7 separate regions of the Homo sapiens genome follow, and all the other regions are linked to region 3. The links are chromatin contacts, found by Hi-C or POLR2A ChIA-PET in ENCODE. All regions are on one chromosome and are shown on one strand. The core of a region is the stretch at or near the end of the contact, and the rest is flanking DNA. Distances in the headings are between cores, read along the strand shown.

The links. A loop is a pair of places that touch in the nucleus more often than their neighbours do. ChIA-PET counts read pairs that join two places held with the same protein, here RNA polymerase II (POLR2A). Pooled maps may share reads with other maps.
Region 1: a map of naive thymus-derived CD4-positive, alpha-beta T cell shows a loop between it and region 3 (14-fold over the local background). The contact joins the promoter of MSL2 here to the promoter of DIPK2A in region 3. A Hi-C loop is called at or near these places in 1 of 168 maps with a recorded cell type or tissue (naive thymus-derived CD4-positive, alpha-beta T cell) and 5 of 50 pooled maps. POLR2A ChIA-PET finds 5 or more read pairs at or near these places in 3 of 52 experiments (CD4-positive, alpha-beta T cell, activated CD4-positive, alpha-beta T cell and naive thymus-derived CD4-positive, alpha-beta T cell).
Region 2: a pooled map shows a loop between it and region 3 (7-fold over the local background). The contact joins the promoter of DBR1 here to the promoter of DIPK2A in region 3. A Hi-C loop is called at or near these places in 3 of 168 maps with a recorded cell type or tissue (CD4-positive, alpha-beta memory T cell and naive thymus-derived CD4-positive, alpha-beta T cell) and 10 of 50 pooled maps.
Region 4: a loop to region 3 is called in a map of CD8-positive, alpha-beta T cell, with 18 times the contacts of the local background. The contact joins the promoter of TSC22D2 here to the promoter of DIPK2A in region 3. A Hi-C loop is called at or near these places in 3 of 168 maps with a recorded cell type or tissue (CD8-positive, alpha-beta T cell, K562 and OCI-LY7), 1 of 37 single-sample maps with no recorded cell type and 10 of 50 pooled maps. POLR2A ChIA-PET finds 5 or more read pairs at or near these places in 2 of 52 experiments (CD4-positive, alpha-beta T cell and CD4-positive, alpha-beta memory T cell).
Region 5: a loop to region 3 is called in a map of B cell, with 12 times the contacts of the local background. The contact joins the promoter of SERP1 here to the promoter of DIPK2A in region 3. A Hi-C loop is called at or near these places in 3 of 168 maps with a recorded cell type or tissue (B cell and naive thymus-derived CD4-positive, alpha-beta T cell), 1 of 37 single-sample maps with no recorded cell type and 13 of 50 pooled maps.
Region 6: a map of B cell shows a loop between it and region 3 (14-fold over the local background). The contact joins the promoter of SELENOT here to the promoter of DIPK2A in region 3. A Hi-C loop is called at or near these places in 1 of 168 maps with a recorded cell type or tissue (B cell) and 11 of 50 pooled maps. POLR2A ChIA-PET finds 5 or more read pairs at or near these places in 1 of 52 experiments (naive thymus-derived CD4-positive, alpha-beta T cell).
Region 7: a map of OCI-LY7 shows a loop between it and region 3 (18-fold over the local background). The contact joins the promoter of SIAH2 here to the promoter of DIPK2A in region 3. A Hi-C loop is called at or near these places in 3 of 168 maps with a recorded cell type or tissue (CD4-positive, alpha-beta memory T cell, CD8-positive, alpha-beta T cell and OCI-LY7), 2 of 37 single-sample maps with no recorded cell type and 14 of 50 pooled maps. POLR2A ChIA-PET finds 5 or more read pairs at or near these places in 2 of 52 experiments (CD4-positive, alpha-beta T cell and naive thymus-derived CD8-positive, alpha-beta T cell).

Annotation. Positions count from the first base shown.
Region 1 is chr3:136,194,814-136,197,709 of GRCh38, reverse strand. It overlaps MSL2 (MSL complex subunit 2), which reads left to right and starts at 1,375. Exons shown (of 2, transcript NM_018133.4): 1 at 1,375-2,738. The coding sequence starts at 2,597. RefSeq lists enhancers at 828-1,127, 1,298-1,347, 925-1,671, 2,298-2,367, 1,672-2,418 and 2 more and a silencer at 1,568-1,957.
Region 2 is chr3:138,173,438-138,176,371 of GRCh38, reverse strand. DBR1 (debranching RNA lariats 1) reads left to right here and starts at 1,451. Exons shown (of 8, transcript NM_016216.4): 1 at 1,451-1,773; 2 at 2,746-2,870. The coding sequence starts at 1,577. RefSeq lists an enhancer at 1,536-1,745.
Region 3 is chr3:143,970,558-143,973,349 of GRCh38, reverse strand. DIPK2A (divergent protein kinase domain 2A) reads right to left here and starts at 1,527. Exons shown (of 3, transcript NM_173552.5): 1 at 361-1,527. The coding sequence starts at 1,017. RefSeq lists enhancers at 1-51, 1,060-1,640, 1,692-1,781, 2,052-2,161, 1,641-2,221 and silencers at 202-441, 932-1,581, 1,912-1,961.
Region 4 is chr3:150,406,416-150,409,658 of GRCh38, reverse strand. It overlaps TSC22D2 (TSC22 domain family member 2), which reads right to left and starts at 1,361. Exons shown (of 3, transcript NM_001303264.2): 1 at 1-1,361. The coding sequence starts at 308. RefSeq lists an enhancer at 251-300 and a silencer at 671-1,270.
Region 5 is chr3:150,544,919-150,547,763 of GRCh38, reverse strand. It overlaps SERP1 (stress associated endoplasmic reticulum protein 1), which reads left to right and starts at 1,268. Exons shown (of 3, transcript NM_014445.4): 1 at 1,268-1,712; 2 at 1,986-2,061. The coding sequence starts at 1,629. It overlaps EIF2A (eukaryotic translation initiation factor 2A), which reads right to left and starts at 977. Exons shown (of 14, transcript NM_032025.5): 1 at 934-977. The coding sequence starts at 961. RefSeq lists enhancers at 670-1,209, 482-1,681, 1,127-1,757.
Region 6 is chr3:150,601,959-150,604,856 of GRCh38, reverse strand. SELENOT (selenoprotein T) reads right to left here and starts at 1,536. Exons shown (of 6, transcript NM_016275.5): 1 at 1,358-1,536. The coding sequence starts at 1,494. LOC124900547 (a long non-coding RNA gene) reads left to right here and starts at 1,674. Exons shown (of 2, transcript XR_007096128.1): 1 at 1,674-1,913. RefSeq lists enhancers at 1,078-1,377, 652-1,425, 1,398-1,547, 1,668-1,747.
Region 7 is chr3:150,761,799-150,764,746 of GRCh38, reverse strand. It overlaps SIAH2 (siah E3 ubiquitin protein ligase 2), which reads left to right and starts at 1,578. Exons shown (of 2, transcript NM_005067.7): 1 at 1,578-2,314. The coding sequence starts at 1,898. SIAH2-AS1 (SIAH2 and CLRN1 antisense RNA 1) reads right to left here and starts at 2,810. Exons shown (of 3, transcript NR_187306.1): 1 at 2,767-2,810; 2 at 2,340-2,408. RefSeq lists enhancers at 583-642, 1,161-2,107 and a silencer at 1,153-2,052.

The sequences.
Region 1 (2,896 bases), core at 126-2,625, 7.8 Mb after region 3:
ACATGTTCCATATACGTGCCTGTGTACATATGTAACATGTGCCACAATAGATTTACACGCATCATAATTTTCACTTTGCAAACGTATAGAGTACCTACTGTGCATGAAAAATTATGCTGAGGAGCTTTGGTGTGTACAGAGATAAGAAATGCTTCCTATGGCCTGTTACTATTTGTGCTACTCAAAAAAAGGTTTTGTACTTTGAGATGGGAGGGAAGTCATCTACTAAGTCAGGCTTTTGTTTATTTATATCCCAGTGCCCTTGATCTCCTGCAAAAACAAAAGGCAAAAGCTTGTTTTAAAAAACAAAACATTTGCAAGGATTTGGGTTTGTTCTAGAGCAAGATCACGCATTCTTCAAGACATCTGTTCACACAGAAGAGCTAGGTCTTTTAAAAAAGCTAGGTCTTTCAAAAAAAAAAAAAAGGAGTTCGTTTTGTTTTTAAAACAGGACTCTGTTCCGGTGAGAGCTCGGTGAAGTCCTGATCGGCACCCATGAAGGTGAGGCCGCACGAGTCCAAGGGCCAGAGGCCGTGGGAACAGCGCGGGTCCGACGGGTAGGAGGGGGCAGTGGGTTCGAGCCTCCACGCTTACATACAGCCTGCCAGGGCCTTAGAGCCCTCTGACTGCGAACCACCGCAGAGAGGTGCGGAACGCGGCCCCGACCCGGCAAAAGCCGTCCGCACGCCTGCTGGGCGCGCAGCCACGTTGACTACTGCAGCCTTCCCGGCTCGGCGAGAGCCTGCCAGCCAGCCGAGGCTGCGCCCTTTCCGCGGTCGGGATGAGCGGTTCCAGGAGAAAGGCCGCGAGGGCGGGGCTTGGGGCCTGGCGCGGCTATTTCCTCACACCGCGGTCAGTCAGGACGAGAGGCCGCGTTCAGGCCAGTGCAGAGCGCCACATGGCGCTACCAAGTCGGGCCCCGGCGTTGGCGGGCACAGAAGCAGTGTAATGCGGGAAGCCTGCAGCCCACACTGGGGAAGGATGTGCCAGCTAACGAATGTTTCACCACAGCCCACATGCCTGGGAGAGGGAATTTGAGAGCACGTGGGGGAGGGGCGAAGAGAGCTGTCGGCTCGCAGAGAGCATGCTCCATTCTGAGAGTCGAAGTGGAGAGCCAGGCATGCGCAGTGAGCCCAGGGTGGGTTGGCAGCGGTGAGGGACTGGCGCGAGCAGGCTGATGTGTTTATCCGGTTTTCTGGGTGGGCGGTCAAAGCGCACGCGGAAGGGCGAAAGGCGGCGGAGCTAGGTAGCAGCTTGCGCATGCGTGGAGTGAGCCGGTAGCTCTGGGAGGCTGTGGAGGGGGTTGTTAGAGGAGAAGCAAGGGAAAAGGGAAGCGAAGGGAGAGGAAAGGGGGGAGGGGTGAGAGTGTGCTCTGCGCATGCGTGCGAGCGCTAGCGACGACGGCGGCGGGGGAGTCTCGGGGATGACAGTGGCTTTGCCCGTTGGGGTAACGGTCGTCGTCGCCGCCAGCAGAGGCCTGAGGCGCCACACAGCCCGCGGGATCCATTAAGGCCGCAGCAGCCCGGGCCCTACCGAGCTGGAGTGGCGCGTGGAGTCGGGGTGAGGGCGGCGAGGCACGGGGGAGGGGCCTGCGGCGGGGCCTTGCTGTGTGCGCTGGGCGGCGGCGGGGCCTGGCGGTGTGAGCGCTTGCCTTCCGCGGCCGGGGAGTGCTGAGGGCGGCGGCGGCCGTCGTGCTCGGCGGAGGAGTCGTCTGTGTGTGTGGCGCCGAAAAAATGGCCGGGCAGTGAGGGGGCGGCGCTTGAGTCTGGTGACCCCGGAGTGTGCGACTGAGGCGCGAGGGGCGCCGCCGCGGCCCGGCCGGGCTTGCCCCCCGCCCCCTCCCGCCCGCCGGCGGCGGCCCGCGCACTTCCTCCCCGGCCTTCCCCTCCGGGTTGAGGACTCCCGCCCGCCTCGCCACCTCGGGGAACTGCGGGCTGCAACCCACGGGGCGGAGAGCCAGGGCGCAGTCTGGGCCCCGCGTCCGATATGGAGAGCGCGGCGGCGGCGTCCGCCAGCCGCAACATCAACCTTCGTCGCCGCCGCGGCGTCTTGCACTAGATCCGGGAAGCCGCTGCCCGACCGTCGTCCTTGCCGTCGCCGCCGCCTCCGCGCCCTGTACTGGGATGGAGTAAGAGGCCCTGCAGCCCGGGAGAAGCGTGCCGCGCCTCAGACGGGGCCGGGGCCTGCTCCCGCGCCTGCCAGCTCGACTTGAGGAGGCGCCTCCGTGTCCGGAGATGGAGCTCGAGTGCAGGCCGCCTGCCGAGCCGCGGGGCTAGACTGAGCTCCGAGTCCCGCCCCGAGCGCCCAAGCCGCCGCGTTCTGCGCTCTGTGGTCGCTCCGGACGAACTCGAACGCTGGTTTCTCTCTCATATTTTTGGTCTGGAAGTCTCAGGGACGGAGGGGCGCCAAGGCCCCATGTGTGGGAGGATTGTTTCAGCTCCACAAACTTGCACGGATTTTGGTTACTTGTTTGGCCAATGGTTCGGCTCTGATTTCTTCCGAATTGTTGCAAATTCGCCATCGTTCCCTGGCTGCTTACTAAGTTGGATCCGGAATTTCTTTTCAACCGGGAGCCATTGGTGTCGAAGTGTCTGCAATGAACCCCGTGAATGCTACTGCTCTCTACATTTCCGCGAGCCGCCTAGTGCTCAACTACGACCCCGGAGACCCCAAGGCGTTTACTGAGATTAACAGGCTCTTGCCTTACTTCCGACAGTCCCTTTCGTGCTGTGTTTGCGGTGAGACGCTTTTTATTGTTCCCTTTTCAATGCTTGTTTTTAAAAGCCTTCTGGGCAGTGGTAACGTGAGCGGGTTGACGGCCTGGTGGTTGGTATTAAGCTTTTGTTATTTGTGCAGCGCTGTACGGTCATTAGTTTTGAAACTTGCTGAGGGACTT
Region 2 (2,934 bases), core at 202-2,701, 5.8 Mb after region 3:
ACAGTAAATAGCAAAGAAAAAGACACATTACTGGCTGGGCGCGGTGGCTAACGCCTGTAATCCTAGCACTTCGGGAAGCCGAGGTGGGCGTATCACTTGAGGTCAGGAGTTCGAAACCAGCTTGGCCACCATGGTGAAACCCTGTCTCTACTAAAAATGCAAAAAATTAGCTGGGCATGGTGGTGTGCACCTGTAATCCCAGCTACTTGGGAGGCTGAGGCAGGAGAATCGCTTGAACTGGGGAGGCGGAGGTTGCAGTGAGCCGAGATCGTGCCACTGCCTCCAGCCTGGGCAACAGAGTGAGAGACCGTCTCAAAAAAACAAAAAACAAACAAACAAACAAAAAACCCACATTACTTTCAGTGAAAAAAAACCTTAAGTTTATAGGTGACTTCTCAGTAGAAGATAATGCAAGCCAGAAGATAATAGAATGCTATTTTTGAAATGCTTTGTAAAAAAAAAACCACACACACACACACACACACACACACACACACACACTGCTTAACTGGTATTCGGTACTCAGTAAACACACCCTTTATGAATTAAGGTGAAACAAAGACATCTCTTTCTTTCTTTTTCTTTTTTTTTTTTTTAGACGGAGTCTCACCCTGTCACCCAGGCTGGAGTGCAATGGCACGATCTCAGATCACTGCAACCTCTGCCTCCTGGGTTCAAGCGATTCTCCTGCCCCAGCCTCCCAAGTAGCTGGGATTACAGGTGTGCGCCACCACGCCCAGCTAATTTTTTGTATCTTTAGTAGAGACAGGGTTTCACCATGTTGGCCATGCTGGTCTCAAACTCCTGACCTCGTGAGCCGCCCGCCTCTGCCTCCCAAAGTGCTGGGATTACAGGTGTGAGCCAGCACACTGGCTTCTTTTCTTTTCTTCTCTCTCTCTTTCTCTTTTGTCTCTTTTTTTTTTTTTTAGACGGAGTCTCGCTCTGTCGCCCAAGCTGGAGTGCAGGGGCGCGATCTCAGGTCACTGCAACCTCCGTCTCCTGGGTTTGAGGGATTCTCCTGCCTCAGCCTCTGAAGTAGCTGTGATTACAGACGTGCGCTACTGCGCCCAGCTAATTTTTGTATTTTTAGTAGAGACAGGGTTTCACCATTTTCCCCAGAGTGGAAAGAAATTTTTAAACAAACAAATATCTAGAAAAAAATTAATCTGTCGTCGGCCTACACTAAACAAACAGGAAAACTTAAACTGAGCTCTTCAGACAGAAGAAAAATGATTCCAAAGAGAAAAATGGAAATCCAGGAAGAAAAGAGTAAGGATGGAAAGAGTACATTTGTGGATGTATATACAAAAAAATATTGACTGCATAAAACAATAATTAAAAAAAAAGAAAAAAGGAAAAAAAGAAAATAAGTTCCCTGGGATCCCAGAATTAGGTTTGACCTTCCCGGTCCCTCTCTCGCGAGATCTGGAAACCGGAAGTGAATTATTTTGCAGGAGTCTACACCCAGGCGGTGGCTATACTTATTAAAGTTGGCGGGAGCTGAGCGATCAGTCGGTCCTGGGCTGGCTGTGGTGTAGGGCGTTGCAGGCAGCGCTCACCTCCTCAGGCCGGCAGAATGCGGGTGGCTGTGGCTGGCTGCTGCCACGGCGAGCTGGATAAGATCTATGAGACGCTGGCGCTGGCAGAGCGGCGCGGCCCGGGGCCTGTCGACCTCTTGCTGTGCTGCGGCGACTTCCAGGCGGTGCGCAACGAGGCGGATCTACGCTGCATGGCCGTGCCGCCCAAGTATCGTCACATGCAAACCTTCTACAGGTGAGGACGCGGCCGGGCCCGGACTTGGCGGTGGGGGGGTGGGACTGGGTTCCCTCTGCCACTGGCTGCCTGTTTCCCTTAGATCCTGTCTTTGTTCTCTCTGTATCTCTAATTGGTGCCTAACTGAATACAGGGGTGAGGTAGTGGGAGGCGGGAAATGTATTCAGTTCGGTACTGTATTCAGTTAGGTACCAAATTATGTCAGTTTCACTAGCACCCTATCTCATTAGGTGCTTAGGAAATGTCACTTTCCTTCTTTCCATACACATCTTATCCATTTCAAAGGGTGTCGAAGCCTGGGAGGGGATAACCTGGAGGAAGAAGCTGACAGGTTTAGATAGCTACCTTGTACTTGATAGGACTCTGGAATTAGTTCATTCAATGATCCTGAAGTTTTTACTGGGCCCCTGCTATGTGCTTGTTGTGGTTCTAGAAGATGAGGTTATGGCAATGAACTCGAAACAGTTCTTGACTTAATTGAACGGGCACTGACTTGAGGCTCAAGGTGGAAGCTCTTCATTCCTAAGGGCAAGGATGGATACTGGGCAATTCCTTTTTTTTTTTTTTTTTTTTTTCTTGAGACAGAGTTTCGCTTTGTTGCCCAGGCTGGAGTGCAGTACCGCGATATTGACCCACTGCAACCTCCGTCTCCTGGGTTCAAGCGATTCTCCCACCTCAGCCTCCCGAGTAGCTGGGATTACACCCAGCTAATTTTTGCATTTTTAGTAGAGACGGGGTTTCACCACATTGGCCAGGTTGGTCTCGAACTCCTGACCTCAGGGGATCCGCCTGTGTCGGCCATCAAAAGTGCTGGGATTACAGGAGGGAGCCACCGCGCCCAGCCCCAGGCAATTCCTTTTGAAAGAGCTTTTTAACTTTTTATGATGAACTCAGTTTCTTTTTTTTTTTCGGAACTTATTTGCTTTTCTGCTATGCCTAATTGTGGTAACTGACTTTGCTCTTATGTTCTAGGTATTACTCTGGAGAGAAAAAGGCTCCAGTTCTCACGCTCTTCATTGGGGGAAACCATGAAGCCTCAAATCATTTGCAAGAGTTACCCTATGGTGGCTGGGTGGCACCAAACATTTATTATTTAGGTATGTGATTGTGTTTGTGGATACTTTTTTTTCCTGGGATGGAAGAGCTTATCAGGATTTGCGT
Region 3 (2,792 bases), core at 278-2,777:
CCTGCAAGCCCCGGCAGATAAAAGCAGAAAGGCAGGGTAGAGAGCGGAAGGAAACTCGCAGTAGAGACATTTTGGGGAGTGTTAAGAGACGCACTCCCTCTGGCGTTGAAAGATCCACAGTCAAATCCGAAATGCGCCCGAATCTAGGTAACAAGAGCAGACTCTCCATCAGCGGGGTCGCCCTCGGCCTCCCTGCACAGCCCCGGGGCTCCCCCGGAGACGCCCCTTCCCACGCCTGCAGCCTGGCCCAGCCCGGCCGAGTCCGAACTGGCGGCAAGCGCTGGCTGAGCCACTTCTCCCGACTCTGATTCCCACGCGCGGCCCCTCCCAGGACGCCCCCTGCCCTGGCTCCGCGCCTACCTGTAGCACCAGCGGCTCGGGGTTGAAGGCCAGGGTCAGCAGCAGCTGCATGCGCTCCGAGTCCTTGAGGTTGCGAAGCAGGAAGCTGCCCGAGTCCTTGGTCTCCGCGTAGCGGCGCACCAGGCGGTCGAGAAGGCGCTGCGAGGGGCAGTGCACCAGGTCCGACCAGCCCTCCACCGCCTCGGGCGTGAGCAGACGCACGTCGCCGTTGAGGCGCGCGAACTCGGTCCGGGGCATGGCCTGCAGCAGGTCGCAGCGGGGCCGGCCGGTGGCCCGCTTGCAGATGCTCTGGTCGAGCTGCGCCAGCTCGCGCTGCGAGCCGAGGCGCTTGAGCACCACTCGGCGGCGGCCGCCCTCGCGGGGCTCGCCGTACTGCGCGAAGTACACGTTCTTCACGTTGAGGAAGTCCAGCAGGCGCAAGCGGCCCCACGCCTCGAATACCACCTGCCCGTTGAGGAAGCGGCGGCACCAGCTCGTGCCGAAGCACGCCGGGCACTTATTGAGCTGCAGGAAGCGCCGGTCGGTCAGTTCGTTGCGCTGCCAAGAGGCGAGCAGCGACGGCGAGTGCAGCACCATCAGCACCAACAGGCTGCCCAGCGCCGCCAGCTTCAGCGAGCGGGACAGGCGGCCCAGCTTCGGGGGCACCAGGCGCCACATACCGCCCGCCCGCCCGCAACGGGAGGGCGAGGGCACCCCCGGGGCGCCCCCGCCGCGCCAAGACCCGGAGAGCTACCGGCAGGAACCCCGGGCGAGAGAAGGAGCTAGCGCGCGGGCTGGGGCGGAGGGCGGAGTAGGTGTGTGAGAGAGGAAGACGGGGAGCGGGAAGGCGCGGGCCTGAGCGGGCTGCGACTTCTCCCAGTCACTAGTCTCCACAACTCTCGAGCTCCCTCCTCCTAGCTCCCCGCCCTCCGACTCCGGCGGCGCCTCCTCCACGCCAGCCAAGTTATAGAGGAGCGGGAGGGGGAGGGAGCGCGGGGACCCGACGGTCGCGCGCCCGTGCCCGCGCGCACGCGCACTGCTGGCTTCGCACAAGAGCTGCGGCGGCAGCCAGCCACGACAAGTGGGGTCTGCGAGGAAAGGAGGGACTCACGGAAGGGGAAGAGGAGCTAGGATGTCTCACACCCACAAGCAGCAACGCACGTCTCAGAGCCGCACACCCTTGCTTGTGCGCGCTGGCTCTCCTGAGACCAAGAAGGGGAGCCGGGGGCGGGGCCAGAGGGGCGGAGCGAGCGCGTCGCGCGCCGCCCGGAAAGCGTAAGCGGGAGCTCGCGGGAGCGGGTGTGGGGGCGGTTCAGAGAGGGGGAAGCTCGGGCTCTTGAGGTGGGGGCATGAACTCGCGGTTTCTGGTTTCAGAAAGAGTCTTAATTACAGTCATCTTTTATGATTATTGTGGTTTACTGGTGCGTTCCTTTCACTATTGTGGAAACGGCCCTTTAAGGGAGGAGGGAATAAGAAGAAATGAACTGAGGAAGTCTATTGCAAATCCTTCCCTCTGGACGGCGCGCGAGGCGGAGGCAGAGCTGGCGCGATTGCCTCCCCTCGCCTTATATGGGTTGGGTGCGCGCCTGGGGGGTGGGGCGAGGCCGGGGAGTGCCCGACGGGGGCTTGTGTTCCCCTCAGCTCGTGCTCCTCGCGGTAGGGGGTGGGGCCTGTGAGGAAGACGGTGAGAAAGGCTCGAGTAGTGGCGGGTTTGTTGGAGCTTCATCTTTGGGGTTGTATCTGTAAAATCATTTAAAATTTTCTTGAGTGAGCACAAAATAAAGTTCTCAAGCCACCGTGTTAAAGGGAAAATAGGATGAAGGGGAACCGACGCGGCCTGGTGTCGCCAGGACGTCTGCCCCAAGCGCCGCGAAGAAGCCGGGAAGAGTTTGCCAGGCTTGCCTCTGCTGCCCGCCGGCTGCCCTAGCCCGTCCCCGGAGCCCTGCGGTTCCTCTCCGCAAAGCTGATTTCCCGGTGCCGCCCCTGAGGGTCCCTGAGGAGCGGGCCGCGAAGCGTTGCCCTGGCGGTAGCCATGGGGACCCGGGGCTGCTTGGTGCTCCGCACGGTCACGTTGACTCAGTCACCCCAGACTGCAAAAGTAAGGCGCAGATGCCGCACGAAAGCACTGTGTTTAGGGATAAGTTTCAGGGGACCCGGACTGTTTAGCAGTAGCGCTAGTAGATACATTATTATGCTATTCACTTTTAGTGCTAGAGTAGTTAAAATGAGAAGTGATTTTTAGTCTGAGGGACAGGTGGTTCCTGATACGTTATTAAACAACTGAGTCTTAACTGAGTTAATTTTAGGGCTTGAACAGTGCTTTTAGAAGACCATGGTAACTGGCATGTGTAGATCAACTCTACAGCGGGTTAATAAGAAACATCTATACCAGGTTATCAAAAGTAACAATACTTTCAGTATTGTTTAATTGTAACAGGTATTTGTTACAAATT
Region 4 (3,243 bases), core at 112-2,611, 6.4 Mb before region 3:
TTGGCGGGAGCAGCAGCCGCCGCTGCCAGCTGCCCATCTAGGAGGAGGTTTGGGGAGACGGTCCCGGGAGTCTCCGCATCCCCAACATTGTTAAGCGTCTCTTCGGAAGAGCTGCGCTCGCAGACCTCCTCAGGGCCATAATCCGTGGCCCGAGAGACGTCGAAAATCTCGGAGGAGACGTCCTCTGTGCGTGACTCGTCCGGGTCGTCCAAGCTCTCGGTGTCCTCGGTGATGCTAGTGGCCACCTGGGCCGTGGTGACACTGGTGATCTGGAAGCAGCTCTTCTTCTTGGCCGGCATCTTGGACATGGTGAAGAAGGCTGGAGGGCAGAGAGGCACGCCGGCTCCTCTGGGTCCTGTCGGAAACCGGGGAGGGCAGAGCACGGGCCCCCAAAGACAAAGTCCGAGTCTGCGCTGGGGTCTGAGGCCCGCCGCTGTTAAGAGTCACGGGCTGATCCAGGCGCTGGCCGCCCGGTGAGACATCCTCCTCCTCGTTTCCTTCTCTGTGTCGGTCTCTTCGGCTCTGCCCCCGTCTCAGTCCCGCGGCGGCTCCTCCTTCCTTTTTAGCTCTCGCAGCCGCGGCGCCTCAATTCAATTCCCTCAGAGGCGGCGAGAGCGCGAACCCAGGGGCGGGCCGGCTGCTTCCTCTCTCGTCTCCGGGCAGCCGTGGTCAGTCCAGCTCGGCGCTCGGCGCGGTCAGCAGGCCTTGGCTGGGGGTGGGAGTGGGAGGGCGAAGAGGAGGAGGAGGAGGCGGTGGCGGCGGCGTGAGGGGCGGTGCTGCCCCGCTCGGGCTCCTCAGGCCGGTGCCGGCGTCAGCGCTGGGCTCTCTGACTGAGGGAAGGAGCGGCGAGTCCGGAGTCGGAGATGCCTAATTCAGCCGGGAGCCGCGGGCCGGAGCTGGCTGAAGGTCCGCGGGCGGGCGGTGGGGCTGTGGCGCGGGCAGGCGGCCCTCCCTCCCCGGCTCTAGCCGGAGCTCAGCCCCAGGGACATGTCGACTGCCTCAGGCGGAAACCCGCTCTGGGGGAGGGGAAAGCCGGCTCGGTCCTCCCCTTACAGGGGGAACCACCCCTGCGGGCGGGCGGCGACGGCGGTCTCGGCCTCCCCTCGCGGCTTCTCTCAGAGAGGGGCGGCGGCGGCAGACCGCTGGCACGGGACCGGAGGCGCCCCGGCTGTGTGAGGTAGCGGTGGTGGCTTCTCCGGCTCCTCCTCGGTGCGCCCAATTCCTAAACCCCGAAGAAACTGAAATTCAAACTGCTGAAGCGGCGGCTGCAGCTCCCTCCGCTGGGCCAAGATGGGGCTGAAATGGCCGCGCCAGGGATGCTGGGAGGAGCAGCAGCCCCGCTGCCGCCGCCGCTGCCGACTAAAATGCCGCCGCTGCCGCAGCCACCGCCAGCGCCGCAGCCGCCGCCGTTCCGTGACGCACCGGCGTCGTGACGTCACCGCTCCGCCCCCTCCGGTTTCCTGCAGTTTCGCGTGGAACCTGGGGTGGGGGGCAATGGGCGGGGCTAAAGGTTAAAAAAGGGAGCGGTTTCTTTATTTAAAATTTTTAAAATTTAAATTTTGTGTTGTAGGTTCTTTAAGCATTGACGAGCTAAAGACCATTTTAAATTCTAAGCCTAGGGAAGCTTACAATGGAACTAATCAGATGTTTTTATGTCGGTTTGTTCCGAGACAGTGGAAGACTGGAGGTCATGTGCTTGTGTCTAATGTTTAGCAAAATCTTAGTGAAACGAGGGCGATAGGAATGGGGGCTGGGGAAGACTTAGATGGGATAAAAAGAGGTGCGGCTGGAAGAACTAAATCACTTTAAAACTTCTGAAAATAAATGTTGACCATTGTAGTCAGAGGAGTAAAATGTTCAGAGAAATGGGGATGATTAAACAAGAACGGCAAGCCAGATTGAGTCAGAAAATTATCTTCCTGCCAGAAATTCTGTCTCCCACAACGGCATCAGGGGGTGGTTACTTGCCCAGGGTGTAGTCAGTTTTTAAAAAGCTTAAGGGTTACCAACATATTCCTAAATTTCCTGAATTTGCTGTGATTCCAGGATTCATTTAAACTCTTGAGACTGTTTTACTTTCGGCACGAAATCAGCTCATGGGCTTTATAAATGTAGAACCTACTGCATTATAGTTCTTCTTTTTGTTTATTCTAAAACTGTTAGTAGCAGCCAGCGTATTATATGATTTGGATTGGGCCATGAACAACCGTAACGAGTGATAAAGCACCCTTTCCTGTTCCAATGCAAAGAACAACTATGAAAAGAAAGTACTGGCAAATTTATCATCTTGTAGTTAGTTCCTGGCCAAAGAAAATGGTAAGGCCATTCTTTTAAGCAGTTAAAAAAAAATGGGGATGGGCTCTTAAACTTTGGCATGCTAAGGCCATTCTTTTAAGCAGTTTAAAAAAATGGGGATGGGCTCCTAAACTTTGACATACTAAAGCAGTCGTCATTTAGGTAAAATCTAAGTCTTAATGGAAATCGTGATTTCATATCTACTGCAGCGTTAGCAATCACATAATGATAACTTAAATCAGTAAATCGTTGAACTCGGTTCTCTAATCTTTGAAGAATAGAAATACTTTTTATCCCAAAAGATGTTTTGAGAATTAAATTTGCAGAGAATTTTTTAGGTCTTTAGTTGTAATTTATAGAGCTAGGTCTTTTAACTTTAGTGGAAACCATGCCCTCCAAACCCAAGTGACTGGAGTCAGAATGTGAAATAAGACGACATAAAATCCCTATTTCTTAAGGGGCTGGGCGAAAGTAATGGAACAAAATGTAACGTTATGCTATTGTGGCAGAGATAGCTAATGGAATGTTTCATTTCTAAGTCTGTAATTTCAGTAATTGTTAGAGGCAGTTTTCCATCAATAAGTTAGATCAAATGGTTAAACCCAATATGAATTTATAAAAGCTTAATTTAATTTTGGATTGATTTACCAGATGTTTAAGGTGGTTATAATGGGTAGTGTTGATGGTGGTGCTTTTGGAAAAATGAGTATTATATGCCTGCTCATCCCTTTACATTATCTTATCATATAAACTTCTTGATTACTCGTTATGATACTCTTAAATCGTACATTTAGAGGAAAAATCTTAAAGTAATCTGTAAGACCATTTCTCCTTAAAATGATATATTATGAGATGAAAGGAAAGATAAAGATAATTTAGAAGAGATCCAGAAGTGGACTAAATTTCTGGTAAGGAGGGGGCTAAAGATGTTAAAAGACATCTTAGGAA
Region 5 (2,845 bases), core at 19-2,518, 6.6 Mb before region 3:
AAGATTTTAAAATGTAAAAATAGAAATGTAGACTGGCAAAAAGTGCAAAAATGTTTTAAGGTTCCTTTCGCGGGGGGGAAGGGAGGGAATAGCCTCCCTCCTTAAATGCAGACAACCTTTCTCTTAATGACTTTTTCCTTCTATATAGTTATCAGAACTTAACCAAAACCTTCTTTTCCTTCCCGACTCTCTTTTCCTTACGTAATACTCATATGCAGACTCTTAGCCACACCCTAGTAAAGCAACTTCCCCAGCATTTTCCAATCTAAGTTTATTATCTCCTCCAACACTACAGTCTTTAGCTTCAAAATTTCAAGAGTCCTCTAATGTTCTATTTCTAATATGCTCATAACCATTTCAAAATCAAATGTTGCTAGAATATCTCTATCATGCTCACTGCTACACCCTCTCCCAACCACACCTTCATCATTTGAAACCTGCATTACAGCTCCACTCTCCCTATTCAGTCCTACAAACCTCATTAAGGCAGGAAGGCCAGAATCTGGAATTACTTAAGTCCAGGTGTATTTAAAGTGCGTGATCATTCTAGAGGACTAACTCATGTTTGTCTTTGTTCTTATTGTAGACCTAAATGACTTCACAAGGGCCCGTGTAACACCAGTATTGCAGACCCATGTGTCACAAATTCAACTAGCACATTGTTTTTCTCCCCCTTCTTCTATTTCTGTAGAAGATGAATCCGCAGGCAAGAATGATGGATGGGTGAAAGGGAGGGGGAATACGAAAGCCCAGAGGCGGAGACTTCACTTCCGATTGCCACGCTATATCAAGAAAGCCAACAGTCTGGCCTTTCCGCAAGCCACAAGAAAAGGCAGATCAGACTCCCCGGCTCCTCGGGTAGTTCTCAAAGGCAAAGACAAAAATAAGAAACTAGTCTGAAGAAAGAGAGTCCCTCGCTTCTTCAGAACTCACCTGTCAAGAGCGGCGTGGACGGCGCCATGTTGTCCCGGAAAGAGAAACCGCTCGGGTGAGAGTTCACCAGGGCCGAACCCGGCCCCTACACGTCTCCTCATGCGTGGAGACAGCGAATTGGTGTTTCCGGAGCCATCAGCCTCGGGGCCAATTCACTTCCGGTTACGGAGTGACGCGGAAAAGGCGCCCAAACGCGCACGCGCAAATCTAGGGCGACGCTTGACAGAGCTTGGGAGGGTGCGCCTGCTTTCGCCCTCCTTCTCCAGCGGGAGGGGCGCGCACTTCCGCGGGGCGGAGTCCGTCTAGTGCTGACGTTGGCAGCCGAACCCAAAGTAGATCGAGGCGGCGGGCTGCACATTCCCGTTGTTGCGTTGCGTTTCCTTCCTCTTTCACTCCGCGCTCACGGCGGCGGCCAAAGCGGCGGCGACGGCGGCGCGAGAACGACCCGGCGGCCAGTTCTCTTCCTCCTGCGCACCTGCCCCGCTCGGTCAGTCAGTCGGCGGCCGGCGCCCGGCTTGTGCTCAGACCTCGCGCTTGCGGCGCCCAGGCCCAGCGGCCGTAGCTAGCGTCTGGCCTGAGAACCTCGGCGCTCCGGCGGCGCGGGCACCACGAGCCGAGCCTCGCAGCGGCTCCAGAGGAGGCAGGCGAGTGAGCGAGTCCGAGGGGTGGCCGGGGCAGGTGGTGGCGCCGCGAAGATGGTCGCCAAGCAAAGGATCCGTATGGCCAACGAGAAGCACAGCAAGAACATCACCCAGCGCGGCAACGTCGCCAAGACCTCGGTAAGGAAAGAGCGGGCGCCCCTCTGCGTTCCGCAGCCGGAGCTGAGTCCGGGTCCCTGGGGCCGCGTCGCGTTTTCTCCCGGATCCGGCCGACCGTGGGCTGGTGCCGTGGAGGGGTAGGGGCCCGAGTCTGCGAACCGCCAGACTGTGGGGGCTCGGGAACGGAAGGGGAGACCTGTGAGGTGAGGGGGCCGGCGACCGGCGTGCAGGCGTGGGAGCCTGGGGTCCGAGTGGTTTCTCTGCATCTGAAATGGTGGATTTTCGCTTTTGCAGAGAAATGCCCCCGAAGAGAAGGCGTCTGTAGGACCCTGGTTATTGGCTCTCTTCATTTTTGTTGTCTGTGGTTCTGGTAAGTGGCTTGGGGGCTCCCATCAGGTAGAGTCTTGGGTTGAAAGGATTTGGGATGACGTGGTGACCGGTCAGTAGTGAGTCCTACCTGCGTAGTTCTCAACCCACCTGCCGAGGACTCCACATAATTCTGTTTCGTCTGAACCAAATTACTTGTTCCACATATGCACAGAGGGTGGTGCTCCAGAAACTTCTCCCAGCTTAATTTGTACTCACAGGAGATCAAAAAGGAGGTCAGGTCTTGGTAATGATCCAGTTGGAATAAATGTTAAGACCGGACAAAACCTAACGAAATGAGAATTTAGAATGTTTTGTAACTCCATTATCAGTCTTTGCAAAGAAAATTATAAATATGTACTATAGATGTTAGAACTTGATTTAACATATACCAGAATCTAATGTCTTAATGTCAAAATTGAGTATATTTTATAAAATAAAGCTTGTGCAAAGAATTGATTCACTATAGAGGAAATTACCTGATTGGCATTTTAATGTGTGAGTCAAATGTTTTTAGGTTAATAAAAGAAACGTTTGATACATGGTTTAAAAAAAAAGTGTCGGGGTAGCCTGCTGTCCCCTAAGAGTAACAGACACTTGCCTTTGCAAATAGATTACAAAAAAAAGGTCTTTCCTCTCTTCATTTATCATTTTAATATGCAAGCTGTTAATATTGAAGTAGATGTTTGTTTTCCACATTCTAAAATTACTGAGATTTCTGTTTAACGTTTCACTTTGCCTTTCTTCTTCACTTACCAATTGGAAGCTTTCCTGATAAATGGATGAGA
Region 6 (2,898 bases), core at 287-2,786, 6.6 Mb before region 3:
TCCATGTTGGTCAGGCTGGTCTCGAACTCCCGACCTCAGGTGATCCGCTAGCCTCGGCCTCCAAAGTGCTGGGATTACAGGCGTGAGCCAGCGAGCCCGGCCTTGTTTGTTTTTAATCAGGAGAAATTGCAATGTTTTAGTTTTCACTCAAAAAAATAAAGTCTCACCATCTTATTTTCTAACTCAAACATCACCTTAAGCCGATTTTTAAAAATTATTTTAAAGGTTTGCTTGGTCTTCAGTGAGTAAGTAAAAAGCTAGTTGGAGAAGTAGAAAATCAAAACTTTAATATACTAATACATGAAGTTCTTAAAAGAAGGTTTTAAATGAATGATGTCCAACACCAACATTCCAATGTATCCGGACTCTGATGATTTACTAATCTGGCTATTCTGGGATGGTCGGTTTATCCTGAGAAAATGTCATCTTTGGAGGTGTAAGATTCTCATTTCTATAATTTTACAATTTTGGTGTTTTTTCCCCCATCTTCAGAGCCTTTCAATCCCCACCCGCAACCCCACTTACCGTATAAAATGCATCATTGCCCTGCTTCTAACGATTAGGTTAAAAACAAAATCATTTAAAGAACACTGTCGAAAACTGCCGAGATCTGCTGGATACACAAGACAACTGAAAGGTAGAAAGAGATGCCAGAGCAGGCAACTCCTGGGAGGCAGGTGAGGAGGGAATGCGAGCGAACTGTCAATGTTTAGAAGAACAACGTGCTCCTTTTCTGACACTTTGGAAATGGCAAACAGAACCAGCATCCCCAGACCTTCCTTCCACCCCCTCCAGCTGTCAGACGCCCCATTCGCAAACTCAACAGTCCCCCCAGCAAGTTCAGGAGAAAAACGGCGTCTGTCACTCCCGGATCCTCTCCAATGACCCGAATTAACCTTCATCTAGCCAGGCAGCGAAGCCGCCCGGCATTACCCCGGAAAAGAGGGCAGAAAAAGTGAACTGACAAACGGTTGGCGCTCCTCCGCCGACGCGGCGCCTACTCATCCCCATCTCCGCAGGCAGCCGGGGTGGCTATGGCGTGACGCCGCCAACCAGTCCTCCGTACTAACAGGTGTCCCCCAGTCTTCGCCTTTCAGCGTTTAACCTTCTCGCGCCCTCCTTCCCCATTCCCACTGTTCTAGGAGGCAAAAAACAAGTGAGCAGTTATACCTGGAAAAGGAGGGCGGCCTGACCGCGCTAAGGGGCCGCGAGAAGGCTGGCTGTGGAAGGGCGCCGGCACAGTTCTACGAGGCCAGCGAAGATGCGGCCATTTAGGCCGCGAAGCCGGGGCCTCGCGTAGCCAATGGCGCCGAGCAGAGGCGCGGCGGGGTGGCCGGGGCCCAGTGCACATACTCACCAAATCTGGAACTTGAGCAGCGGCCCCGTGGCGTACTGCATCTTTAATCTCTTGCTGGGCACGCCGCCCAGATTGGCCGAGGCCTCGCTCCGGACCATCGCAGACGCCGCCACTAGGAGAAGCAGCAGAAGCCTCATCTTAAATGAGCCAGCCACTTCGGCCGCCCTCAGACAGACTGCAGCCAGCCCAAAGCCCAGGAGCGAGCTGCTCCCCACTGCGCAGGCGCGATCAGCCAAGGTCGGGGGAGGGGAGCAGTAATGCGCCTGCGCGGCCCGGCGCCCGCGCACACTCCTGGAGTGAAGAGCCGACCTGTTTCACTGTCCTGACTCACCACCATCTTGGTAGTGTGCAAGACTCTGGGACGGCATGAGAAAGGCAGAAAGGGAGCAAAGGAGCTGGTGGGGTGTCACAGGGCCTATGTATGAGGCAGATGTGAGTTCTGCATCCAGTTTTGCAATTTATCCATTTACCTGCCTGAGACTTGGAAACACCTACTTTATAGTCCTGATTCAAGTGTTGGCGGATGGAAGGGAGGAGACTCCTGACCCTCAGAATGGTAATGCTGAAATTTTTTGGGTGCGCTGTTATGGCCTTTTCTTTGATCTTACAATATTGCTTTCTCCTGAAAGAATATTAAACATAAGTTTTAGGAAACCTTTGGACAATTCCAAACATATCCAAAAATAGAATAACTACCTTAGCAAGCTTTAACAGTTACTATACATTTTGACAATCTTGATTTGTCTATATCTCTAAACACTTCTTCCCTTCCTAGGCATATTTGGAAGCAAATCTCAGACATCATATCATTTCATCTGTATATATATATTTTTAAACACGGTCTCACTGTCACCCAGGCTGGAGTTCAGTGGCGTGATCATAGCTTACTGCAGCCTCACACCCCTGGGCTCAAGCAGTCCTGCCTCAGCTTCCCAAGTGGTTAGGAATACAGGCACAGGCAACTATGCCTGGCTTACAATTATTTAAGCACATATTTCTAAAAAAGAATTATTATTAAAAAGAAAAAAAATTGACCACAGTGTTTCACATGTCCGTGTGAAGAGACTACCAAACAGGCTTTGTGTGAGCAACACAGCTGTTTATTTCACCTGGGTGCAAGCGGGCCGAGTCCGAAAAGGGAGTCAGCAAAGGGTGGTGGGATTATCATTGGTTCTTATAGGTTTTGGGATAGGCGGTGGAGTTAAGAGCAATATTTTGGGGGCAGGGGTTGGATCTCACAAAGTACATTCTCAAGGGTGGGGAGAATTACAAAGAACCTTCTTAAGGGTGGGGGAGATTACTGATCAACAAAGTACATTGATCAGTTAGGGTGGGGCAGAAACAAATCACAATGGTGGAATGTTATCAGTTAAGGCTATTTTCACTTCTGTGGATCTTCAGTTGCTTCAGGCCATCTGGATGTATATGTGCAGGTCACTGGGGATATGATGGCTTAGCTTAGGCTCAGAGGCCTGACATTCCTGTCTTCTTATATTAATAAGAAAAATAAAACAAAATAGTGGTAAAGTGTTGGGGCAGCG
Region 7 (2,948 bases), core at 329-2,828, 6.8 Mb before region 3:
CTATAATGCCTGCCCACCCCGTGGTATCTGAAATCCTTCTTCTCCCACGAGTGCTTGGTTATTGGGCCTTGCTCTCTTACTAGAATGTAAACTGCATGAGAACCATTCTCAGAGCTCCAACAGTAGCTGACACATGATAAATGCTCAGGAAACATTTACTGAACGATTGAATACACCTATTAAGTTTTTTCAAGATTTATACCAAATTCCATCAATTCCATGCATGTATTCTTTCTACAGAAGCCCTTTGTAAGATTAAACTTTATTTCTTCTGGGCTCTTACGCCATATTTCTTGGACAAATTGTATTCATTCATTTTAAACATCCACTAATATTTTTAAAAGATAAGAGCTAATGTTTAAACAGTGCTTATGATGGGCGAGGTTGTTTTAAAAGCTTGAAATATATTAAACTCATTTACTCCTCACTGCCCCACCTATAAGATAGGTATTTTTTTTTCCACTTTTACAGTTGGAGGGAACCATTTTTCACTCAGTCCTAACAGTTGGTCCTTACCTCTGTGTCTCCTATAAATTTCCGATTTCTACCTAAGGTAACCCTTTCCCCAATTCCGGAATCGTTGGCTCAAGCAAAGTCTGCAGAAAAACAATTTTAACTCGGAGCACACAGTTACATTTGGACATGCGGTTCACCCCGGGCAACCGTGCCCTCTAGCGCTTCTGCTGGGCGCGCAGGGTGGCCCTACGCCTCGCAACAAAGACTCGGACTTCGGCCGGCTCTCTACCAAGCGGACGCAGCGCCTTACACTGGAGTTTCACCCACTGTCTTCAGAGACCTCACGACCCAACCTACGTTTCTGACATTTCTAGATGATCTCGAACTCTTAGCCAACGCTGCCCATGAGCTCCCTCCTCGGCCTGCTATACGAGCCAGGGGCGCTCAATTCAACGAAGCTTCCTCCTGGTCCGCTGGGAAAGGAATAAAGGGAGCTTACATCCTCCCCACCGCCCCCCTCTTTACTCAACCCCACCGTTAACTGTACAAAACTAGGTCCTGTGCCCGCTGCAGACCCAACTCGAGCCCCTCGCCCTGCTCCCACCCAATGCTTCTCGTCCTGACTCCGAACACAGAACGCGGGTGGCCGCTTCGCCCTCTTCTCCTGCGTGCTGGTGACTCAGCCCTGAGAAGAGAAACCTCTCGGTTTTTTCCGACTAGTGCAGGGGCGCCCGCGCCCCGCCCCTGCCCGCCCGCGTCCGGTCCCACCCACCGTCCACGCTCCCGCCCCGCCTGAAGTTGCCTTTCTCGTTTGAGCTGAGGGACGCGTCAGCCAGGCACCCCGGGGTGTGGCCAGAGGACTTCGGCGACGCTTCCCCGAGAGTAGCCCCCCTCCTCAACCCAGAAAAGACAACCCCGCGGGGCTGCAGCGAGCCAGGCATGCTCACTGGCGCAGGCCCGGCCCGCAGCCCGAGCAGGAAGCGCCGGCGCTAGGCGGCCCCCTGCGCTGCCAGCTGGAGCCGGGCGGAGCCAGCGCCCCGGCGCAGGGTGGCTCTGCCAGTCCCCGCGCGCCTGGGCGGCCGCACACGTGTCCAGGCGTCACGTCCGCGCGCGCCCCCGGGGCTTGCGTCAGCGGCTGTTCCAGAAGCGGGTGGGCCAGGGCTCTGCGCACCGCTGGGGTTCGGGGCCCGGGACGCCGCCGGGAGGAGGGCACCGCGCGGGGTCCGACGCGGAGGCGTGCTCGGAACGCCGGGGGCTGCGGAGTGCATCAGCGCGGTCCAGCCCTCCGCCTGCCGGGCGCCGAGCGTCTCCGCCGCCCGGACCTGGGCTGGGCGCCGTGGCGTTGCCTCGGAGCTCGCTGCCCGCGGGGCGCGCACCGCCTTGACCCGGGCGGCCCCGCGGCAGGCAGGCGCCCGCAGTTCCATGGTTGGTTCGGAGCGCGATGAGCCGCCCGTCCTCCACCGGCCCCAGCGCTAATAAACCCTGCAGCAAGCAGCCGCCGCCGCAGCCCCAGCACACTCCGTCCCCGGCTGCGCCCCCGGCCGCCGCCACCATCTCGGCTGCGGGCCCCGGCTCGTCCGCGGTGCCCGCCGCGGCGGCGGTGATCTCGGGCCCCGGCGGCGGCGGCGGGGCCGGCCCGGTGTCCCCGCAGCACCACGAGCTGACCTCGCTCTTCGAGTGTCCGGTCTGCTTTGACTATGTCCTGCCTCCTATTCTGCAGTGCCAGGCCGGGCACCTGGTGTGTAACCAATGCCGCCAGAAGTTGAGCTGCTGCCCGACGTGCAGGGGCGCCCTGACGCCCAGCATCAGGAACCTGGCTATGGAGAAGGTGGCCTCGGCAGTCCTGTTTCCCTGTAAGGTAAGCCCAGGGACAGCCCACGTACCTCCGCCGGTGACCTCAGGGACTCCGGTATCCGCCAGCCCACTCGCAGGCCCGGAGAGGCGGGCGGCATCTCTCATTTAAAAAAAAAAAAGAAAAAATGTTTACACTTCGTCCACCCTCCCTCAAGCCCACTTTGGGTGTAGGTCTGGGTTGACATTTACCGAGTAATAATTGTTAATAGACAATTAACAGATTAATTGGCATTTGCTGATCGTTAGAACATCGTAGCTCACCCGGCCCAATGCCCGCGTCCTCTGCAGACGTGTATTCGGGTACTCTCGGTAGGGCTGGGCCGCACCAGTAAAACTTGGACCGAGAAACTGACTGTGTGGGGATTGAGGAGGGAGGAAACGGGCGAGCTAAACGCCCCCTTTACCAGCGCTGGGCTCGGCTGAATTGATAATTGGAGTCCTGCACCCCGCGCCTACCGTCTGCGCACCCCTGACACGTGGGAGCTCTCGGGATTGTAGCTAAAAAAAGGGCGCCTACAGCCTGTTTTCCTCTAGCTAGAAGAAAACCCTGCAAGCCACGCCTTTTTCTCTCCTAGCCTTCCAAAGACTGGGAAGGACTGAGGAGTTGTGGCTGCGTTGTTGTACTAAGTGGGGTGAAA